3 separate regions of the Homo sapiens genome follow, and all the other regions are linked to region 1. A link is a loop called in an ENCODE intact Hi-C map of the cell type or tissue named here. Cell type or tissue: mammary epithelial cell. All regions are shown on one strand. Each heading gives the region's core, and the rest is flanking DNA. Links, peaks and the distances in the headings are about the cores only.

Region 1 (8,006 bases), core at 1,410-6,409:
AGCAGCATTTCTCTCTGATTATAATTTTGTCCATCTTCCTTCTCTGAACTCAGGTCTTCAGCAACATTTGAACTAGAAGTCTACGTCTGATTGCTTCCAGAATCTATATGATCATAATACAGTTTCTAGAGAGTGACCAGGAATGATAGGTAAAGAATCATGAAATACTGTACACACACACACACACACACACACACAAAAGGATTGCCTATTATGTCTATCCGCTCTGTAATTTGTAAAACAAAATCAGGGTGTAAATTGTTCTATGCCAGGGTGAAAAATCACAGATTTTCTTTGAAAATATACAAAACTAAGCAAAAGAAAAACTAAGCATACTGGGAGAGCTTTGGCAGTTGTCATCAGTACTTCTTATAGTTAGAAAGAGCAATCGTGTCCCTGAGAGTCTATGAGGTATCAGTGCCACAAAGCAAGGTATCGGTGGTCTCCATACTAAACATGGGTGGAGGAAGAAGGTTTGAAACATGGAGCAAAGCCGCCTGGAGCAGGTTTTGAATGTGGACATTTTTGCCTCATAGATTAGTAGATGGAAGAAATCTAGAAAAAACAGATTTCACAAGAAAATCCCATGACTGTTTCTGAAAACATATGATCTTCTCCCTCTGGCTTTCATTTTCCCACTTCTGATAAGCAATTTTTATGGGAAATGTTTTATTTCCCTTTTAGCTCTACTATCACAAATACAACAATGCAAGCATGATAAGAAATGGAGGCTAGCAATCTCAGAGCAAAAATTAAGAAAGACAGGAGAATGTGGCAGACCGAAGAACTTTTCTTCTTCTGTCTAAATGTGGCAGCTGCTATGTAACTCCAATCTATGTTTGTATAAACACAGAGCCAGTGTTGTCATATTGTTCATTATTTTAAAGAAACCAAAAACATGGACTTGAAACCAAAAACATGGACTTAATTAAAAATGTATGAATTGTAAGTGTTGGGAATGACCAATAAATTTTTTTTAAAAATTGCAGACCAGAAGTATGCAGGGTAAACGAAACTTCCCTAACAGTAAATATTAAGACATCAATTTACAACTACTACCTGAAATTCATAAGGTAATTAAAAGGACATTAAGCCTATCTGACTTTACTGCAAAAACTGAACACAAAGTTGTTCCAAGGACATATAATGCTATGATTTAAGGATGACTGAAATGAGTGAGAGAGGTCTTCCTTACATAGAATCACTTTTCCACTTCCAAGTGGAATGATGTCAAATGATGTTAGTGATTTTCTCCTGTTTCAAAGTGTCCCTCGATCCAATCACTATAGCTCAAATCTAGCAAAATAATGATTCTATTACCTGCTACTACATGATGAGCTGAATATTTACACAGAGTTCATCCACTCCATTGACGTTTCAATTACACATTTGACAAAATGACTTATTGGCACACCTGATAAGAAGCATTCACACCTACCTGAAGAAACCATAGAGTAATGTAAATTCATCATGTGTTATTTCAGGCAGCCAGTCTTTGAAAGCACCTTTCATTTAGAAATCAAAGGTGAAGGTCTAAAGAAAAGAACTCTCTTATCCAATCAATCATTAGCATATATGAAATGTTGACCTGATGCCCCTTATTCATAACTGATTATTTAACAAAAATAAAAAACAAGAGAGAAATTTATTTCCTTCCTGAGTAAAGTAAATCTTTGTTTTTAGTACAAGCAGGCAAATCAGTAACCAAATAATAAATGGAGAGTTAAATAAGGGTTTATCATCTGCCTCACTTACCAATGGTTGCTTACTGTCTGATGATTCCATACTTTCAGTGACCATACTAATAAAAACAGCTCACCCGGACAAATTTACAAGCCAGTTTTCAAAAGCAACACATTGCCACTTCCACACTAGCCAATGAGCCTTCTTGCATTGCAATGCTCTTATTCAACAAGATTAAGAAGCACAAATGCAGAACAATGTTCTCTGTGACTGTGAGGGAGCATTATTCAACACTAATGGCAAATATGTTTACATATTGCCAGCAATTGCAACTCCAAGCTAAAGCTATAAATGTTGGACTAACTTCCAATGTAGTATTTATGACAGGTTCTCCTTGAGAAATAATTGCAGTCTTTATACATGCCTGCAATAAAAAAAATATAGCTTGGGAAATGTATGTTTCTTCAGGTTTCAGCAAAAGTTTCAAATCAGAGTATCAGTGAATGAGGAGGATTACTCACTCCAATTCTATGCCCTGCATAGTAGTAATCTGCAAAACTTAAAAAGTCAGGCTGCTGTGAAAACATGAATATCTTTTTCAGTGAGGAAACTTTCCTGTACATCTTATGCTCCCTTTTAGTGTTTCTGAAATCTAGCCATTATGTATGAACTGCATCAAGATCACTGTAAATATTGGAAAGTCGATCAAGTCTGTTTTCTAAAGCAGGTATTTAAGACGTTGATTAAGCTAAGAATACAAAATGTATTCTGGCATAGACATTTATTGTGTTTCTTGAATTCAGTGTTTATTTTTCATGAAGTTATAATAATGAATATGTTACTGCAGCTGTTAAGAGAAAAAGATTCTGGTAAAATTTAATGAATAAATAGAGGAGTAGTTTGCTAATTCATAGTTAATAAATATGTTTTTTTCTCCAAAATAGAAAATGGTATTTCTCTGGATATTTTTTCATAACAGATTAGCTAGGACTTCCTTGCTAACACAGTACTTAAGAATCAAAAGCTAAGTAAATCAGGGAAGTTTTTGGTATTTCATGGCATCAAATAATAAGTTCAACTGATTTTTTTTCACCGAAGTGACTAGTGTTAGACACAATCTACTTAAATTGAGTGGCAATTTAAACTGTGCCTTCATAACACTAAAATAGCAGATCAACTCAACAAGAAAAGTATAATCAAGCAGACTGGGCTCACACACATTTGACTGATTGATAGAACTTTTCACTTTTTAACCTTTCATTTCAATGTCTTAGAGTCTCGCCAACAACTCCTAAAACCCCAAAACCTGTACACAAAGAAAAGTGAATGTTCAACATGAGAAGATTTGACTTTTGTTCTGTGATCACCTAGAGATTAAATGTACCATTGAAACCACTGGATGCAGCTTCTCCATTCCTGTCCTTAAAATTATATCTTTTCAATGGGCTCTTTCATACTCAGCAGAGAGCCTGGCCAGCCCATGGTAGAGTCAGAAAACAGACAAAGACTTTTTTTAAGTATCCTCCAAATTCCTGATCAAGAGCCCATCACCTTCCTGATAACAACCCCAGTCCCTTCACATGTTGCCTTCCAGGTGACTAGTGGTATCAGTGCCATACTCTACTCAGCCCCGTATTTCTCAAAATTTAAGGTCAAAATCCTTTCTCAACCCTGAGAAATTCAGTGCTTTAAGTCAGTGCTTTACTTATCACTTTTGAAAAATCTATCAAATCATTTGAATCTATAAAGCTAAAGTCTGCTAATGACTTACATTCTATATAACTGTTACACTTTATCCCAGGAGTCTTTGATACAAACCAGTGGCCAGTGAGAAGACATCCACATTACAGTTAGGCTGAGAGAAAATTTTTTGTTGTGGAGACTGGGTCCTTCGAGTGCACTTAGCATACGGAGGGTTGACTCTGATTCTGGAATTAAAAATATTACTAAAGGATAAAAATTCTGCACTTCAGAATCATCCACATACCTTTTCAATATAGATATTCCAGGGATTCTGACTCTGTGTGGCTAGAGTAATAACGAGACACTTACTTTTTTTTTTTCAAAAAAGTGTCAGAGATAATATTGAGGCATGGTAACATAGCTGAGTACCACTTGGACAAGATTCTGGTTATTAGATCATTACTAAGGTCCATTCTTTAATTAGGTTTCTCTGCTGTGAAGCAAATCATTCCTCTCAACCATGAGAGAGAAAAAATTGCAGTAAGCTATTTCTCTCAGTCTTTTCTTGGGCACCAAAACTCATATGCAGAGATTTTCAGGAGCAAACACAATGATCTGTCAGGGCTTTTTCTCCTAACACTCCCCATTAATGAATGGGCAGCAAAGCCCTAGATGACTCCACTCCATTACTGAAATGAATAGGCAGGCCTCATAAAAAGCATCCTCGGCCAAACCATTCGTATTGTAAAAACTAGTTCCCTATGGACTGCAAAGTACATCTCCCTTTCGATTAGAGCATCCTGTGTGGCTTTCATGTGTATGGGTGACTAATTAAGAGAGCTCATCATTGCTGTCAATAAAACTGCTCTCCTTGACAACTTGGCAAATCTTAACAAGAGCATTTCTGCCATCTAGTGTTCAAAGCCAGCAAACAATACTCTTAGCACCTGTAAGGGCATAGCTCTTCTCTGTCAGGCCTAAATGAGGTTTTAGTTTCCATTGCCAAGGTCAATTCAGAACTGCTTGGGGGAGGTAAGGAAAAATAATATTTCTTGGGAAAAAAAACCTTGTACAACATTACTCTCACTCGCTCAATGAACAACTTGGACTCTAATGCAGTAGATCATTAACGTCATGATCCATTTTTGTCACCCACATTCTGATTAAATTTGGCTCCATAAAATAAGCTTCTAGAATACCAAATGTCCTTAGAGTCTCACCCATGCTGTCGGCAGCAGAATGTAATTAGCACATGAAGCTTGTAAACCTGAGAATCTTGGCTCTGCTTTGTAATGTAATGGAGTTTTCCCAGTAACAATAATTTGATTTAATGTTCAACAAGAGGTTAACTGTGAGGACTACAGTATTTTGGTGCTGAAATTCATATTTCACAAAATACAATTCACATCAAAATGCTCTTTCCATATAAAAAGCCTCTGGCTCACAGTTCAGGAGGCTGAACATCCCTATCTCTCCAAGAAATAATGACAAAAGCACTTAATCTCTCACCTTGGGATCCCAGGCTGGAAAAATGATCGGCCTGAAGTTACTCTCAAATTCAAGGAGGTGGTGAGAAATAGCTCCTACATACAGGTTTTGTATTAAAGAAGATATGCCTGTATTGTGGGTTGTACCAATGCCCTTTCCCCCAGCCAGAATAAGAGCCATAGAACTGTTAATGGGAAGAGAGATCACTAGGTAATGAATTCAAAGCCAAAGGAGTCTAAGGGTGACAACCAGGGCTTTTCTTGACCCATACAACTTCGCTTTTCTTTATTAGAGATTTGAAAAATAATAACTACAGCTAATGATTGTCATCATAAGAATTTGTTCAACCATTATTATGCGAGTATTCTATACCTGACCTTTGCACTTGATATCATCATTTACCAAAAACAACAATAAAACTAAATAACATCAGTTGAGCCTCTAGTATTTGCCACGCATTGTGGCATACATGTATATCTCATTTAATACAATGATCTTGAGAAGGAGGCATAATTTCTTTTCATTTACTAATGAGGAAATCAACATTGATAGAAGTAGCTACACCAAGACAGCACAGCCAAAAAATGATAGAGTCAAAATTAAAGTTAAGTTATGTTTGATGCCAAAGATCCTTCCAAAGTCATGTAGTTTTCCAATATTCATGAGGGATGAAAAGAGCATCCAAAATCCTAGCTCCTTCCTCTCCTCTTAAATTCCATTCATTTTTTGCTCTATGAGCCAATTGTCTCTTTAGTTCTAGTTGCCAGAAAAAATGGTCATGAAGATTTCAAAGTTAACCAATAAGTCTCAAATATCAGACGCTATTAAGTTTATGTTGACAAGAAACAATACTTTCCTGATTTATACATGACAAGAAAACATACACAATATTTTCAATTAATGCTAAGATTTTATCAGAAGATTTTCATACATTATAACTTTCATACATTGTCATTTTCATAGATTATAACTTAGGCCAAATCAATTCTGCCCAAGACTAATTTTTTAAAATACGTATTTTATCTATCACTTAAAATGCTCCAAGACCTTCAAATCCAAACTGATTAAGCACTTGAGGTAATCCTCGAACCAATTCTTATTTTTATTTTTTTTTGAGACAGAGTCTCACTCTGTCACCAGACTGGAGTTCAGTGGTGTGATCTCAGCTCACTGCAACCTCCAACTCCCTGATTCAAGCGATCTCCTGCCTCAGCCTCCCAAGTAGTTGAGATTATAGGCACGCCACCACACCCAGCTAATTTTTGTATTTTTAGTAGAGACAGGGTTTCACCATATTGGCCAGGATGGTCTCGTTCTCCTGACCTTGTGATCCGCCTGCCTCAGCCTTCCAAAGTGCTGGGATTACAGGTGTGAGCCACCACTCCTGGCCAAACCAATTCTTATTTACCAGGCAGCCATTCTTACTCTATTCCATGAACCTTCCTTTCAAGTCGGCCTCATTTATTAATTTGTCGAAACATACCTTGCTTACTCTTCTCTGCTACTTTGCTTAGGAAATTCCCCAGGTCTGGAATAACCTTCCCTATATGGTATGTGTGTCCAGATGCTTCCAATATTTCTAGAACCAGCTTTAGCCTCATCTCTTTTGTGAGGGCTTCACCATCTTGTTAGCTCTTGATACTCACCCTGTACTAGAATATCCCACAGCTCTTACTTTCTTCCTACTCATATGTAGAGTATATTTTTATGTGCCTATATGTTTATTCCATTTTACTACAAGCAAAAATCCTATGCTTTGGGGCAAAGATTCAATTCTGTTCAATACAGCATTATAGTTATGCAGCATCTACTCAGACATAGGCACAATTTAGAAGACTTCATGTTCTAATTTGAAGTATATTCTCTGAAAAAGGGCCTAAAGTAGGTGATTAGAAAATTTTGTCAGAAGAAAGAAAACTTTTTTGAAGACATGCTATGATCTAGGCACTGCAGTAGACATTTTTATATAATTTATCTTATTTAATCCTAACTACAGACCTAGAGGTAAAGTTGGGTTCTTTAAATTTTTGTAGATGATATTGACATTATAAAACTGTAAACAATTTTCCAAAGATTGCATGTATGCAGCAGTTAGTATCAAACCTATAGTTTCTATTTCCGAAATCTATGCTTTTTTTCTTCACTGTGGTAGAGTTTTCTTGTATTTAGCCTCAGAAAAACAATCTTTTGAGATTGTCATATGCCTGAAAAGGCCAGAAGAGAAATAATGTAGATTAGTAAGAGCTACCAAGAAAATCTCTTGTTGAGCAAAAGTCAAGCCGCTAAACACTCCCCTAAATTATCAACAACATTATAGTACTTTAATACAGTAATTTAAATTTAATTGCAAATTTTTTCTTTAAATTTTAAGGATATATTAAGTGCTTAACCAACCATTTCCCATGGATTTATTTATATCAGTTTTTTACCCATATGGATTGGACTGTTTCTGTGTAACAGACACACCTCCAATGTAACATTAGATTAAATTCCAGTTTGGCTAAGGATTTAAAGTAGGATAAATACACAGGGCAGGAACGGCTATACCTCAGCATAACGTAGCTTCCCTTAAATCCAAAGTCTCTATCTGAGGCACAAACAGGGGTCAATGATACTGCTAGTAGAATCTCAGAAGGATGAGAAGTTTATTTTTTGTTCATCTACCTGACTTGGTGCCCTATTTGGGCTGCTTCCTAACTCTCTGGCTTCTTGTTGGGTCAGTAATGGGAGGTGTTGGCAGGGAGTGGGTAATAAAGTAGAAGGAAAAAGAAGAAGGCAGTTTGGGTATCATCACCACTCTGCCATCTCCTCCCACACAACAGCACTCACTTCCTGCACACCTGCAGCTGGCAGCAGCTGCTGGGGGGTCGGCTTCCGTAGCTTTTTCTCTGTCTCTTTCAGCTTCCACCGTCTCTTTGCCCCTTCCTCCCTGGCTCCAGCAGCTGAGTGTCTCACTGTGCCTTGTTCATTCCTTGAACCGCGCTCACAGATCTGTAAATAGCTCCTCTTTAATAAACCATTGTTAATTTAAATCTTCTGAGTGAACCCTCTTGCTTCCTACCAGGCCATTGATTTGATATATGTAATTAGAGCAAATTATGAACTACTACCACTCTTTTTCACTTTTGGTTATTTCTATAGCTTCAAATTTA
Region 2 (8,006 bases), core at 2,071-7,070, 390 kb before region 1:
TGAGCAGATAAAAAAAATACCTCAGCACAGAATAAGCAGATAAAGAAATCACTGCTGGGGAGAAAAAGAGTTGATTCATGTGTCCATCACTTCGAAATCTCCAGGGATGTCCAAAGAATCAGCATTTGTCCCACTAGTCCTGAACTTTGGCAGCCTATGATGTGGCTGTGTTAGACCTGTCAAAGGTCTAACTATTAGCCTACCAATGTGGCTTGGTAGACATCATAGCTTCTTCCCTTCCCCAACTCAGCACAGAGTGAGAAGATAAAAACCACAGTGATGTGTTTCTCTTTGGGAAGGGAAATTGTTGATAGAGGCTCCTGGGATCTCTGGCTAAGCTGATAGATGGAGTCTTCTCCTGTATATGGCCAGTCTGCAGAGATTGGGAAAGAAGCCTGCTTTGTATAATGCGCAGACTCCAACACAGAGAGACAAGAGAAAGGACCAACTAGGCAAAGATGTTCCAAACAAAGGAACAGGATAAAATTTCAGAAACCATTCTAAAGAAATTGAGTTGTATGATTTACCTGACAGATAATTGAAAATCAACTGAGGTCCAAAAAACAATGCATGAAAAAAATGAGAATTTTCATAGAGATAGAAAATATAAAAAGTTCCAAGCTAAAATCATGGGGCCAAAGAATTCAATATCTGAACCGAAACATTTACTAGAGGCATTTAAGAGAAGATTGGATTAGGCAGAAAAAAAGGTCAGCAAACTCAAAGACAGCTCACTGCAAACAACTCATTTAAGAGAGTAAAAATTGGCCGGGCGCGTTGGCTCACGCCTGTAATCCCAGCACTTTGGGAGGCTGAGGCGGGCGGATCATGAGGTCAGGAGATCGAGACCATCCCGGCTAAAACAGTGAAACCCCGTCTCTACTAAAAAAAAAAAAATACAAAAATTAGCCGGGCGTAGTGGCGGGCGCCTGTAGTCCCAGCTACTCGGGAGGCTGAGGCAGGAGAATGGCGTGAACCCGGGAGGCGGAGCTTGCAGTGAGCCGAGATCCCGCCACTGCACTCCAGCCTGGGCGACAGAGCGAGACTCCGTCTCAAAAAAAAAAAAAAGAGAGAGTAAAAATTAAAAATAAAAGAATTAAAAAGGGTGGAGAAATTTTAAGAGAATGATGAAACCAATCAAGCAGACAAGTAAAGGCATCATGGAATCTCAAAATAAGAGAGAAAGAAAAATCAAGAAAGATTATTCAAATAAATAACAGCTGAAAACTTCCTAAATCTGGAAAGGCAACGGATATCCAAATCCCAAATCCCGAAGTACATCAAATGAGATGAATCCAAATGAAGACACACTAAAATCAAACTGGCAAAAGATAAAATATAGAATTTTTAAAGCAATAAGAGAAAACCAATCTGTCACATAAACCTCCATAAAACTCTCAGTAGAATGTTTAGCAGAAAACTCACTGGCCAGAGTACATGAGATGTTTTATTCAAAGTGATGAAAGGAAAAAAAAAACCAAAACGTTAACCTAGAGTATAAAATTGTCTTTCAAAAATTAAGAAAATATAAAGAACTTCTCCATCAAACAAAACCTGAGGGAGTTCCTAACTGCTAGACCTGCTTACAAGAAATGCTAAAGGAAGTTCTTCAACTTGAAAAGAAAAAATGCTAAATAGCACCACAATAACATAAGAAAATATAAAATTCATTGTTAAAGGTAAATATGTAGATTAATACAGAATACTATATACTATAGTGGCAAGTAAATCACTTTTAATTCTAGTATAAAAGTTTAAAAAGTATTACAAGCATAATAAGTAAAAATGTATTAAAACATACAAAATAAGAATAGGTGTAAACTGAGATGACAATAGCATTAAATATGTGTGGGGGAAGAGAGAAATAAAATGTAGAGCTATGTATTCAATTGAACTTAAGCTCTTATCAGCTTAAAATAGACTCTTATAACTATGAGATATTTTATATAACCCACAGGTAGCCACAACAAAGTCCTATACAAGTTACACAAAAGAAAAAAGAAAGGGATGAAAGCATATTAATAAAAAACAATCAACAGCACACAAAGGGAGACAGCAATAAAGGAAACAAGGTACTAAAAGAGACTCATTAAACGGTTAAAATGGTAATGGTAGCTATATCACTATCAATAATTACTTGAAATTTCAATAGACTAAATACTGCAATCAAAGGACATATGTAGCTGAATAAATCTTTTTAGAAAGACCCAAATACACTGTTCACAAAAAAACTCACTGTAGATTTAAAACCACACATAGGGTAAAAGTGAAGACATGGGAAAATATATTCTATCCAAATGGTAACAAAAAGAGAGCAGGGATAAATTTTCACCATACACAAAAAATTAGCTCAAAATAGATTAGAAACTTAAGTGTAAAATCTGACACTGTAAACATATTAAAGAAAACATAGGGGAAATTTTTTATGATCTTAGTCTTGGCAATGATTTCATGGATTTAACACCAAAAGCCCAAGTACCTGAAGCAAAAACAGACACAGAGGACTGCATCAAACTAAAAAGCTTCTTCACAGCAAAGAAAAAAAAATCAAGAGGGAGAAAGGAAAACTTATTGAATGAGAGAACATATTTGCGACCATATATCAGATATGGGATTACTTTTCAAAATATATAAGAAACTTCTATAACTCAATATCAAAACCACTAAAAAAATCCCACAGAATTTAGGTCATTAAAAATGGACAAAGTACTGGAATGGATATTTTTCCAAAGACGACATACATGGCTGGGCATGGATTCAGGCCTGTAATTGCAGCTCTTTGAGAGGCCAAGGCGGGAGGATTGCTTGAGGCCAGGAGTTCAAGACCAGCATGGGCAACATAGCAAGACCTCGTCTCTACAAAAAATAAAAAAAGCCAGGCATGACATGGCTGTAGTCCCAGCTCAGCTGGAGGCTGAGCTGGGAGAGTCACTTGAGCCCAGGAGGTTGAGGTTGCAGTGAGCTATGATTGCACTACTGCACTTCATCCTGGGTGACAGAATAAGACTCTGTCTCACACACACACAAAAGAATAAATACAAATGACCAACAGGTATATGAAAAATCGCTCAATATCACTAATCTTTAGAGAAATAAAACTAAAAGCTACAATCAGATATCTCCTCATATCTGTTAGGATGGTTAGTATCAAAAAACCTAAAAGATAACAAATATTGGCAAGGATATGGAGAAATTAGATTCCTTTTACACTGTTAATGCAGATGTCAAATTGTGAAGCCCCTATGGAAAACAGCATGGAGGTTTCTTAAAAAATTAAAAATAGAACTACCCTATAACCAGCAATCTTACTTATAGATGCTTATCCAAAAAAAAACCTGGAACTAGAATCTCAAAGAGATATTAGCACTTCAATGTTCACTGAAGCACTATTCACAATAGCTGAGATGTGGAAACAATTTAGCTGTTCATTGATATCTGGATGGATAAAGAAAATGTGATATATACAACTAATGAAATACTATTCTGCCTTTAAAAGGAAAGAAATTCTGCAATGTGTGACAGCATGGATGAACCTGGAACACATTACGTTAAGTGAGATAAAACACATGCAAAGAAAGACGAGTACTGCATGACAACATTTACATGAAGAATTTAAGTTAGTCAAATTCATAGAATCAAAATGTGGAATCATGATTGTCAAAGAAAATGAGTATAAAGTTTCAGTCAAACAAGATAAATATAAATTAAAATAAAATATAAATATAAATAAATATAAAAATATCTAGCAATCTGTTGTATAACATTATCCCTACAGTCAACAATAATGTAAACTTAAGATTTGTCAAGACTGCAGTTCTCATGTTGTGCTAGGATCACTATAAAATAACAAAATAAAAGAAAACAAATTTTTTAAAGTATTGAATTTAATCTGTTAGAAAATTCATAAGATACATCACATAATAGTATTTATTGTTAAGTATTCTATGCTAAAATTGATCAAACATATAATTACAACCTACTTGGTGTACAAAGATGTGTGTATATGCAGGGCATATTTGAACAAATTAGAGTCATATGGCGATGGCAGTCTGGGTAATTTCTATAAATCATTTCATTAAAAAAACTAGATTACGTGGACAATATTTTTAAAATCTGATCAAAGATATTGGAGGGACATCAAGACAGAAAGGATCATGGTGTCTAGATATGAGCAGCTGAAAAATAGCTTTAAAGAAAATGAAATAACCAAATGACTAGAGGTTACAAAAAAAACAGAAATTTACAATCTTAAAGTTACAGGCACATAGCGCTGCAAAATTTAAACTGTATCTTTGAAAAGGGCGTGTTGCCAGTTTTACTATGCTCCTGATCAAGCTACAGTCTGCTCAGAGGAATGCCAGAGAGCTACCCTCAGAAGATTCAGGGCCAAAGACGGATGGTGTGATGTGTGCTCGTCCTCAGGCCAGGTATATCTGCAAGACCTCCAGACTGACAAACTTGTTTCAGCAGCAATGGCCACTCCTCAGCATAACCTTGCCACCATAGACAGAAGGCTCTACAAATTTCTGTAGCTCCATGCATTGAGAGATGTTCTAAACATTTTGAAGATGAACAAAATTTGCCAGTGGCTTCAAAGAGATACAATAGAATCTCACCAAATCCATTTATCTAATGGAATCTAACTAAATGCTATCTATATTGAAATTTTAGCAAGTAAAATGCCTATACTGGAATCTAATGAAAGTTCTCTTCTTCCATCTAGTGACAAATTTGGAGAATGCACACTTACCTTCCCTAATATGACAGTTAAATAAGACTGTAAGGTATACGCTGACAGACATGATGCTTTAAAAGTTCAACCGAAAAGTACGCAGCCAGAGCAAAAATGTTGCAATGTTTTTTGTCTCTCAAATACACAATCAAAATTGCTCCTCAGCAAAATGTTTGCCCGACATTGGATATAGCAGAAATTATTTACAACAATCATTGAAAATGCCTGCAGGTACCACAAAAAGCCAGTTTAGAGAAACAAGCCTGAAAGCTCAATGTAATATATACAGTTTTTTGTAACCTCACCATTAAGATTTTTTCTCTCCTTTAGATTTTTATTTATTTTTTTTAAAAAATAGGGTCTTGCTGAGGGTGAAGTTTGTGCAGAGCACTCTAGTTGATTATCCTCAGAAAGGCTAAATTTAGAGCTTTCTTGGCCATAAATTGGTCGTGCCCAATCCTTCCATATCTTCTGAATCTTCACGAAAACTTACAATCTTAGCTCAGAATTTAAGATTTTTTCAAATGTTTATTCTAATTTAGTGGTATCCTTTGATCTAATATTTTCCTATTACTGAATAATAAAATATATGGACTAACATAAATATGGAAATATTTTCATCAGTCTTTTGTAATTTTAAAAAGATAAAAGCTAAATTATAATCAATTCCTGTGAAAAAATCAATTATACTTTCTATATATGAATCAAATCACACAATTATATTTTTAATAACATGAAAAATAGCTGTACTCTTATGAGTGATTTTAGATTTTTAATGCTTCTGTTTTCAAGTTTTACAGTGATTTGTATATATTAACTTTATAATTAAAAAAAGGAACTTATATTTCATTCATTGCAATCAACTCATTTATTAGGAGGTGGAAATTAAAGTTCAAAGTCACACTGGTAATTATTGACACAGCCAGTACTTGAATCCAGGTCTAATGAATCCTGTGCTTTGCTGGTTCTCCAAAGCCATGCTGTGAAATGTAAAGTTAAAATGCCTGACGTTTTTATCCTCTTCTAATCCATTTCCAGTTGGTCTTTTCCTTGAAATAGTAACAAATATTGCTCAATTCTGCATCTATTGACTATTTTTCAGAGGATGGAATAAAAACCGCAACTCACAACTTTTCAAGAGGCCACCAGTCATTAGACACTGGCATCCGTTAGAACTGCTGCAAGCTTAAATCAAACAGTCACCTGGAAGGAACAGGTCTCTGGAGACTCCCCTCTAGCTCTGAGATCTGTATTTCACAATTATTTGAGGCACTGTTAAAAGCAGAGAATAAAATAGTTGAAAATTCACTTGCTGTTTTCAATGTATTATTTATGCAAGAGAATGTGTAATTTGGGAAAAAAGTAAATCTGAAAACTGAATAATTTAATATACATGTCTTTGTTAAAGTTTTAAAATATTATTTTCCATGGTAACCATTATTAAATAGAGAACTATGGAATGGACTGACAGGGCTGGATGGATGTAGAGTGGAAACATGTACAAATGCCCTTTCTTTACGATCCTTCTCCTATGAAAAGTAATATCTGTTTTGATGTTTCAGTGATGTTTCTATAAAATCAAATTTATAGAATTTGATTGTATAAATTCTAAATGTATGTAAGTGTTGGTACTTCATGTTTTCAGGAGTAACTCTATTTTGCTACAACAACCTTCTGCTGAGCTAAGATTATAGATCCAGGAGCTAAGTGGCTACTCAAGATACATTCTAGTATCCATCTCTTGTTTAAGACAAGTAATATAACATTTTGCAGAAGTGATAACTCAAGTCCATAAAGATGAAGTGAAACACTTAATGCATATAGAAATAATAAGTAGAGAGGAAAATCAAAACCCATGTATTCTGCCTTCTCCAACATTATTGTTTATAGCAATATATTCTGTTTAATATATTATTATTTTCATTCTAGAAAAACAGAGAAAAAGTGTATTATTTGAAAAAAAAAAAAAAGGGTGAAGATAGGCTGGATAGAGATAACCCTTACATAAAAACCTTTAAAAAATTCAGACCCTCCTCCTTTCTTTCCTCAACAAGCAGTTACAGCATGCTTCCATGGGTAGTCTAAATATTTGACAGCTATGCAAAGGCAGAGCAAATTGGGATGTGTGTGGAAAAAGCCAGACGCTCACAAGTATAAGCTTAGAATTTCTAAATTGTTCATAAGGATTCCAATTATATTTGGGCTTGTGGAAGAAATCTGATTGAGATGGGATGAGAGAGCAATAAAAACTGCATTTGCATAAATATGGGGATCAAAAAAGTGACTATTGCAGTCATGGTCCTAATGCCAGAAAGCTGGAGAAAGTAGATGAGAAAAGAAACCACTCACGGTAATAACAAAGTTTGATTGATTAACGAAATGATTAATGATTAGGAAATTAAATTTGTCTAGTAAATGTTACAATTATAAGCTCTACCTAAAAAAAAGAGAGAGCTGTATTTTTCAAAGATGATATCACATTAATTAAAACACTTATGGCTTTGTATCATGTGTAGTTACTATAATTTATGAATATAGGCTTTTATTAATTAATTCCTCCAATATTCCTTGGCCATGTACTACATACCTCTGAATTAGTCAGGGTTTTCCAGAGAAACAGAACCAATAGGAGATATATAGATATAGATACATACACATATGAATATTGATTATGTGAATTGGCTGATGAAGTTATGGAGACTAAGTCCCACAATTTCCCATCTGCAAGCTAGAAAACCAATAAGCTGGTAGTATAAATAAGCCCAAGTCCAAAGTCCTGAGAATCGGAGGACCAGTTGTGTAAGTATCCATCTGAGTCCAAAAGCTTGGGAATCAGAAGCACTGAAGTCAAGAAGATGATGTCAGCACAAGCAGAAAGAACAACTCGCTCCTCCTTTATTTTTGTTTTTGCTCTATTCTAGCCCTGAACAAATTGCATGATGCAGACCCATATTGGGAAGCCCATCCGCTCTGCTCAGTTCACCAATTAATACTAACCTGATACAGAAACCCTCACAGACAAACTCAGGAATAATGTCTTACTAGCTAAATTGGGCCATTATTGTGTTGCTGTACTGAAATACCTGAGGCTGGATAATTTATAAAGAAAAGAAGTTTCATTGGCTCACAGTTCTGCAGACAGTACAAGAAGTGTAGTACTGGCATCGACTTCAGGAGAGGCCCCAGGAAGCTTACAATCATGGTAGAAGGCAAAGGAGGAGCATGTATCTCACATGGCAAGAGCGAGAGCACTTTTAGACAACCAGACCTTGTG
Region 3 (8,006 bases), core at 2,071-7,070, 1.2 Mb before region 1:
AAGAGTCCACAGACCAGGAGAGTGAGCAGCAGCACAGTTTATTGAACAAAGCGAAAGGGAAGCTTCCACATGGTGGAAGGGGACCTGGAAGGGTTGCCACTGCTGGCTGTGGTGGCTAGGACTTATATCCCTGTGTTACCCCCTCCCCTTTCTTTCTTTTTGTCCATTGAGAGTGGCTCTTTTTTCAATCCTCCCTTGGAGTGGTTAACTTTGAATCCTTCACTTTATTGATTAAGAACTCAAAACCCTGAGTCACAGGGGTCTTTTGTGAAAGTCCCCAAATCAACCCAGGAAGTCCTGCCAACTCCACACCTCACTATTGGTTTTGATACTTTGTATTTTCATTATCATTTGGTCAAAAAAGTTTTCAATTTTCTTATCAATTTCCTCATTGACCCCTGGTTATTCAGTAATGTATTGTTTAATTTCCATGTGTTAGTATAATTTCCAAAATTTATGTTGTTATTGATTTTTAGTTTTATTCTGTTGTGGTCAGAGAAGATACTTGATATTATTTCAAAGTTTTTAATGTGTTAAGACTTGTTTTGTGACCTAAGGTATGGCCTGTATTTGAGAATGATCCATGTGCTGAGGAGAATGTGTATTCTGCAGGTGTTGGATGAAATGCTCTATGAGTAACTGTTAGATCCATTTGTTCTACAGTGGAGATTAGGTCTGATGTTTCTTTGTTGATTTTCTTTCTGGAAGATCTGTCCAGTGCTGAAAGTGGGATGTTGAAGTTTCCAGCTATTTTTGTTTGGGGATGTATCTGGCTCTTTAGCTTTAATAATATTCGCTTTATATATTTGAGCTCTCCAATGTTGAAAATATATATGTGTGTGTGTATGTGTATATATATATACACACACACACTGAATACATATGTATGTATACACATGTATATATACATATATGTATATATATACATGTATATATATACATATATGTATATATATTTACAATTGTTATATCTTCCTGATAAATTGATACATTTATCATTATATAGTGACCTTCTTTGTCTCTCTGTGTAGTTTTTGTCTTGAAATCTGTTTTGTTTCCTGTAATTGCAGATATTCCTGCTGTTTATTGGTTTCCATTAGCATGGAATATATTTTTCCATGTGTTTATTTTCAGTCTATGTGTGTCTTTATAGGTGAAGTGTGTTTCTTGTAGGCAACAGATCATTTTGTCTTTTTTTTCTTTAATCCGTTCATCCACTCTATGTCATTTGATTAGAGAGCTTAATCCCTTTACATTCAATGTTATTTTTTATAACTAAGGACCTATTGCTTCCATTTTGTTATTTGCTTTCTGGTTGTCTTATGGTTTGTCTTCTTTCTTTCTTTCCTTCCTGTCTTCCTTTAAGTGAAGGTAGTATACTCTGGTGCTTTGATTTTGTTGACTTTTTATTTTTTATGTATCTATTGTACATTTTTTGGTTTGAGGTTATCATCAAGCTTGCAAATACTATCATACAACCCTTTATTTAAGCTGATAACAACACTGTTTGCATAAACAGACAAGAAAAAATAACTAATAAAAACTCTATACTTCATCTCCATGCTTTTTAAGTTTTTATTGTTTCTATTTATACCTTATTTTACTATGTCTTGAAAAGTGATTGTAGTTATTTTTGTTTCATAATTTAGTCTTTCTACTTAACATAAGAATATTTTATACACCACCACAGTTACAGTGTTATAATACTCTGTGTTTCCTGTGTACATACTATTACCAGTGAGTTTTGTATCTTCAGATGATTTCTTATTACTCACGAACTTTCTTTTTTTATTGAAGAACTTTCTTTAGAATTTCTTATAGGACAGGTCTGGTGTTGATGAAATCCCTCAGCTTTTATTTGTCTGGGAAAGTCTTTATTTCTCCTTCCTGTTTGAAGGATATTTTAACCAGATATACTCTTCTAGGAATTTTTTTTGTCCTTCAGCACTTTAAGTATGACATGCCACTCTCTCTTGGCCTGTAAGGTTTCTGCTAAATGTCTGCTGCCAGATGTATTAGAGCTCCATTGTATGTTATTTGTTTCTTTTCTCTTACTCCTTTAGGATCCTTTATTTATCCTTGACCTTTGGGAGTTTGATTATTAAATAACTTGAGCTAGTGTTCTTTGGGTTAAATCTGCTGGTAGTTCTATAATCTTTTGTACTTGGATATTGATATCCTTTTCTGGGTTTGGGAAGTTCTTCATTATTATTCCTTTTAATAAACTTTCTACCCTTATCTCTTTGTCTGTCTCCTCTTTAATGCCAATAACACTTACATTTGCCCTTTTGAGGCCATTTTCTAGATCTTGTAGTCATGTTTCATTGATTTTGTTCTTTTTTTTCTCTTGCCTCCTCTGACTGTGTATTTTGAAATGGGCTGTCTTCAAGCTCACTAATTCTTTCTTCTGCTTGGTCAATTCTGCTATTAAAAAACTGATGCATTCTTCAGGGTGTCAGTTGCATTTTTCAACTCCAGAATTTCTTCTTGATTTTTAAAATTATTTCAATCTCTTTGTTAAATGTATCTGATAGAATTCTAAATTTCTTCTCTGTGTTATCTTGAATTTTTTGAGTTTTCTCAAAACAACTATTTTGAATTCTCTGTCTGAAAGATCACTCTCTCTGTTTCCCCAGGATTGGTTTCTGGTGGCTTGTTTAGTTCATTTGGTGACTTCATGTTTTCCTGGATGATATTGATGCTTGTGGATGTTTGTCTGTGTCTGGGCATTTAAGCGTTGGGTATTTATTGTATTCTTCACAGTCTGGACTTCTTCGTATTTGTTATTTGGAAAGCTTTTCAGGTATTTGAAAGGATGTAGGTGTTGCTAAAGCTGTATCTGCTTTAGGAGGCACCACAAGCCCAGTAACACTGTGGTTCTTGGCAGACTCTTACTACCTTAATGGTCTTGGATAAGATCCAGAAGAATTCCCTTAATTACCAGGCAGAAACTCCTGTTCTTTTCCCTTGCTCTCTCCCAGACAGAGTGTCTCTGTTTGGAGCCACCTGGAGCTGGGGTTGGGGTGACACAAGCACCCCTGTGGACCCCACTGCTGGGACTGCAGTGGGTCAGACCTAAACCCAGCACAGCACTGGGTCTTGTCCAAGACCTGCTGTAACCACCCTGGCTACCACTTAAGTTTGTTCAAGGCCATGGGTCTCTATAATCAGCAGGTGGCAAAGCCAGCCAGACCTGTGTCTTTCCCTTCAGGGTGGCAAAAATCTCCCAGGCCCTGAACAGGTTCAAAGTTACCGTCTGGAAGTCAAAACCTTAGAATTCTACCTTGTGTTCTTGTGTACTGTGGCTGAGCAGGCACTCAACCTATGAGAAACAGTCCTTCTCCACAAGCAGAGGAGCCTTACCCTGTGCCACTATCAAAGACCCTTGGGGAGTACTGCCAGGCTACCACCAATGTTCACTTATGGCCCATGGCCTCTTAAATCAGCTTGTGGTGAATATGCCTAGCCTGGCAGTAAAAATATCAAATATTTTCTTTAGCTGCAGATGTAGCCTTTTATGACTTTTTATGCAGAAGCATAAAAGAAGGGAAATAAGTCAGTAAAGACAAGGAGACAATACAGAAATTGAGAGAGAAAAAAACCCAGCAGAATGCTAATAATATGAGAAATATGAGAAACAGCAACTTGGACAGCAAATAGAAAGTGTCTAGTAGTGGAAAACAGAACTGGTAAGAGGCAAACAATCAACCATACACCCACGTAAAAGTAGGTATCGGCTCCATAAACCTCAAGGCATTATAGAGCAGCCATATAGCTCAACAAGGATAATGCTAATGCTAGACCATAAGACAGAAACAACTAAAGTCATTCCGCCCATTGGCTTATACTGTCTGTGTCTCCTCATAGAGCCTGAATTAGCTTTAGTATGGTAAGGACTGGCATTTGCTATATACATATCTTTTTTTTTTTTTTTTTTTTTGAGACTGAGTATCACTCTGTCACCCAGGCTGGAGTGCAATGGCGCGATCTCGGCTCACTGCAACATCCGCCTCCTGGGTTCAAGGAATTCTCCCTTCCTCAGCCTCTCGAGTAGCTGGGATTACAGGTGCCCGCCACCATGCCAGGCTTATTGTTGTATTTTTAGTAGAGACACAGTTTCGCCATGTTGGCCAGGCTGGTCTCGAACTCCTGACCTTGGGTGATCCGCCCACCTCAGCCTCCCAAAGTGTTGGAATTACAGATGCGAGCCACCGTGCCCAGCCTACACGTTATTTTTAAAAAGATGATCAAGTTCCAACTAGTTAGAACTTTCTACTTATCTTCTAAATAAAAACTGTTCTATAGGTTTTTGCCTGTGATTCCAGAAAATCAAAAATTTTATCATCTTTTTCTCTTTATTTTTATTTTTTTTGTGTGTGTAGAACTTCAACTTGTCATTACATTTACAAACTTACCAGCAAGTTCTTATCTTCCTAGCATGATCATTAAAAAGATTCCTTACATCTTCTTGGTAGTCTGCTAAAGGAGAAAAGGTTTCTGTGATTATTACAGACTCTAATGTAGCAAATAAATAAATAAAACATAGTTTTCTCCTGTTAGCTACCTACACCTTCAGGTATAATTTTATTTGCTTGACACATGGAAACAAATTGCAGGCTTTATGAGTATAACCATTTTTTAAAGTTTTCCTTAAGAAAAAAACCATAAGGTTTTTCAAGTTGTAAATCATAACATTCAGAATACTCTTTTGAAGCATTAAAACTATTTTTTGTTGAGACCAATAAAAATTTTTACCAAAAGAAACAAATATTATGGGTTTTAGTGATACAATTCTTAACTACAGAGGAGGAAATATTTCTTTTTGCTAATACTACCCTCTAGTGGAATAATGGGCAAGAGAAAAGAGCATGGTTTTGGAGTGCTGAGCGAGTCCTTAATTTACTGCACAAGAGAACATTTGCACAGAAGCCGATTTATATACATTTTTGTTCAGATGTCCCTGAGCATAAATACAGTGAACTATTGATTATGCTTGTTGGAATTGCATTTCAATACATTTCTCCTCTTGAAATAATGCATTGTGGAAAAACTATATGCAACTAGCTGCTTTTGTAACCACAATGAAAGATTATAACCCCAAAGTATGTACAACGTGCCATAAAAAGAAATACTACTACAATAACTACATTAATTTATTCTTCATCCTGTCAATAGAAAATAAAGGGGGAAGAGAACCAATCTTTTCATAGGCTTCAGTCATTTACAGTCTTAGGTGTGTGTCTAATCAGTTTGTGAATCACTGTACATTCAAGTTAGAAGGTGAATCCAATGAATACTTCCCAAGCAAATAAAAAGTTCATCATATTCAACACTGTGAACAGCTGTGTTGACATAATTGGAAAAGTATATACATTTTTTTTGTTTCTGAAGAATCAAATTTTCCAAAAAGTACCTTGTGACATTAAGGTTTTAAATTTCCCCTGAGAATAAAATAAAGAATAAAATTTTTAAGAACATAATGAGCTCATTGGAAACTCATGCATGGAAACATTGCAGTGTTGGGCTCCTTCCTTTCGAACCTTCAGAAGTTACAATTTAGGGGTGCTAAAGGATTTCCACACCCTTAGTTACCACATCCACTTATTAAGTTAATTGGCACTCTTGGAAAGGGCACGAAAATGTGTGAATGCTAATGTTTTATATATTTACTCCCTGCATGGAGCCTCAAGATCAATACCCTTCACAGTCCTCATTATAGAGAACTAAAACTTCTCGGTTCATTTACTTGTTCAGATTCTAAAGTCCATAATTTATTGTAAAAATATTTTTCATAGAAGAGATGGTGAATACTGTATTTCAAAACAGAAGAAATGATATTTTTTATTTTTCAGTTTTGTGTACAGTTCAAGTTCTCCTATTAGAATATGCAGGTTTATTCATATTGACTACTCAGAACTCAACTCTATGGCGAATATAAAAGGAAGCATTGTTTGATAGTAAGAAATAATTATTCTGACTTCTTTGCAAAAAGAGAAGTTTGAGATCTGTTAATTTATGTGTTTCCAGCTTAATACTGTACAGGAAAATTGTTGTGTCTAAGCAAATATCAAAGAATATGTAGAATTTTTTAAATTTTGTTTTTACTAGCAAGTGAGAAAAAGGGGACTTGGAGGAGAAGAGCAGATAATTAACAAATTTAGGTTTCAGTTCAAATATGTTTGACCCACACTACCCAAAACACGGTAGGGTAAGGATTATTAAAATATTATAAATAAATAAATCTGCCATATGAATAAGCATTATTTATTGACAAAAGATTATATACAATTATCTCTAAAAGATAAAATGATTCAGAAAAATATGGTCTTCCTTTCAGGGGACTTGATTTATTATTTTGGCCCTGATAAGTAGATTAATTTAGTCAAAGTTACTAGCCTTTCTGCAGATTAGTATTTTTACTAGCCTAATGGCAGTTAAGTGACACAAAGACAGGGACATCTTTTTCTTGAGTCACAACAGTATCTTCAGTGCCTCGCACTGAAGTGCTAAATATCTGATGAAAGTGGGAAATACCTGATAACTATTTATTTAATGAACTTGACAATGCATGAATAACAATGCATATATAGCGCCAAATTGGAAAAATAAGATACATATAAGTTGCTCTGAAAAAAATTCAGTAAATTAACATTGTTTTCTGTGTATAAATATATCTAATCTTAAGTGTCATTATTTTAGTGCGCTGCAGAGAAAATCTCCTTTTATCATGTAAAATGGCAACAAAGGATATTTCACAGTTTGTATCTGAAATGTTCTAGTCAGTATTATGCTAAGTATATAAAATAATTTACATTGCTATAAAAACATATAAAGAGCATTTAAAAAAAATCTTTTACGCCTGCTTCACAGAATGTAGCTTTTAAAGAAACTTGTTCTTATTTTCAAATGTTAAAATTTTACCTCTTACCATTAGAAGTTAGAAAAAAATTCCAGGGTCACTTCAGTCTCCAAAAGGCATGTTTTTGAGGGTGAAAGACTTTATTCCAGTGGAACGGCCTTCAGTTGATATCCACACATTAATATTGTATGAGAACTCTGGCAGTTTCCTCTGAGGTGCCAGTCTGAAATGAGAGTAATGGAATTGAGAGGATGGAAGGCTGACAGTGGTAAATAAGTTGTGTGATATGAAGACTGGGAGTCAATCTAGTAACTGTATCCCTAACCTGGTTTCAACTGAAGTACTAAACTCCTAATTGTGTTTTACAGGATATGAATGATTATCCTCCTGTCTTTAGTAAACGAATATACAAAGGGATGGTGGCTCCGGATGCAGTCAAGGGTACACCTATCACAACAGTTTATGCTGAAGATGCAGACCCTCCTGTAAGTAGAAGGCATTGATTAATATTCTGAACTGTACTGAGAAAAATCCTTAACACTCATAAATGACCGAATCACAAGACAGCAAAAGTAGTCTCTGTAAATTTCACCCTATTTATTCATACATTTTATGTTCTTTTACTTATTTCATCCACAGGTACAGAGCATATTTCAGATGACTATTATTGAACCTAGACAAAGAATATGCTTTTTGTTTTTCTAGAATGCACAATGTACTAATTACTAATTTATCTAACAATGATAAATATATATGAATTGTCTCCATTTGTAAGCTTCACTTAATCTGGATATGTTTTAAATTTATGTATTTTCCACTGTATGCATATATGACTATTTTGTTAGCAAACTCCAAATCAACATATCACATGAAACTTATATTGAATGTGTTTATTTTGGTAAATTAAAAAGCTTAAGATTGCTTACAGAAAATAGTTAACATTCTTTTATCATATAGAACTTTACTTTTTTGAGATATCCCAAATTATCTTTCAAGGCAAGGTTTTAATTAAAATATTATTATAGTGAGAGTGATAAAATACCATGTATAATTAATAGTATACATATAAAAAAGCTTTCTATAAATACCTTGTTTTATAAATATTAATTATTATCCTGATGATTTAAATTTTTCTCTGAGTGGGCTC

What was found. Hi-C counts contacts between places; a loop is a spot of excess contacts. Peaks named below come from ENCODE experiments on the same cell type or tissue, not always from the same donor. Only the 100,000 strongest peaks of a DNase experiment are listed, where the experiment ranks them.
Region 2: a loop joins it to region 1, with 8 times the contacts of the local background. A loop is called at or near these places in 6 of 110 quality-filtered maps.
Region 3: it touches region 1 in a loop (9-fold over the local background); 2 of 110 quality-filtered maps call a loop at or near these places.

The regions. Positions count from the first base shown.
Region 1 is chr10:52,814,394-52,822,399 of GRCh38, reverse strand. No RefSeq gene overlaps it. Among named protein-coding and RNA genes, the nearest start is that of MBL2, 46 kb to the right of the region's middle. In mammary epithelial cell, for the core only: a CTCF peak has its summit at 4,295 (motif pointing left); a DNase peak (open chromatin) is centred at 4,249; H3K27ac peaks cover 290 bases.
Region 2 is chr10:53,206,856-53,214,861 of GRCh38, reverse strand. No RefSeq gene overlaps it. Among named protein-coding and RNA genes, the nearest start is that of LINC02672, 180 kb to the right of the region's middle. In mammary epithelial cell, for the core only: a CTCF peak has its summit at 4,729 (motif pointing left); no DNase peak of the experiment used is centred there.
Region 3 is chr10:53,994,987-54,002,992 of GRCh38, reverse strand. It overlaps PCDH15 (protocadherin related 15), which reads left to right. Exons shown (of 38, transcript NM_001384140.1): 21 at 7,228-7,344. Among named protein-coding and RNA genes, the nearest start is that of MIR548F1, 610 kb to the left of the region's middle. In mammary epithelial cell, for the core only: a CTCF peak has its summit at 4,836 (motif pointing left); no DNase peak of the experiment used is centred there.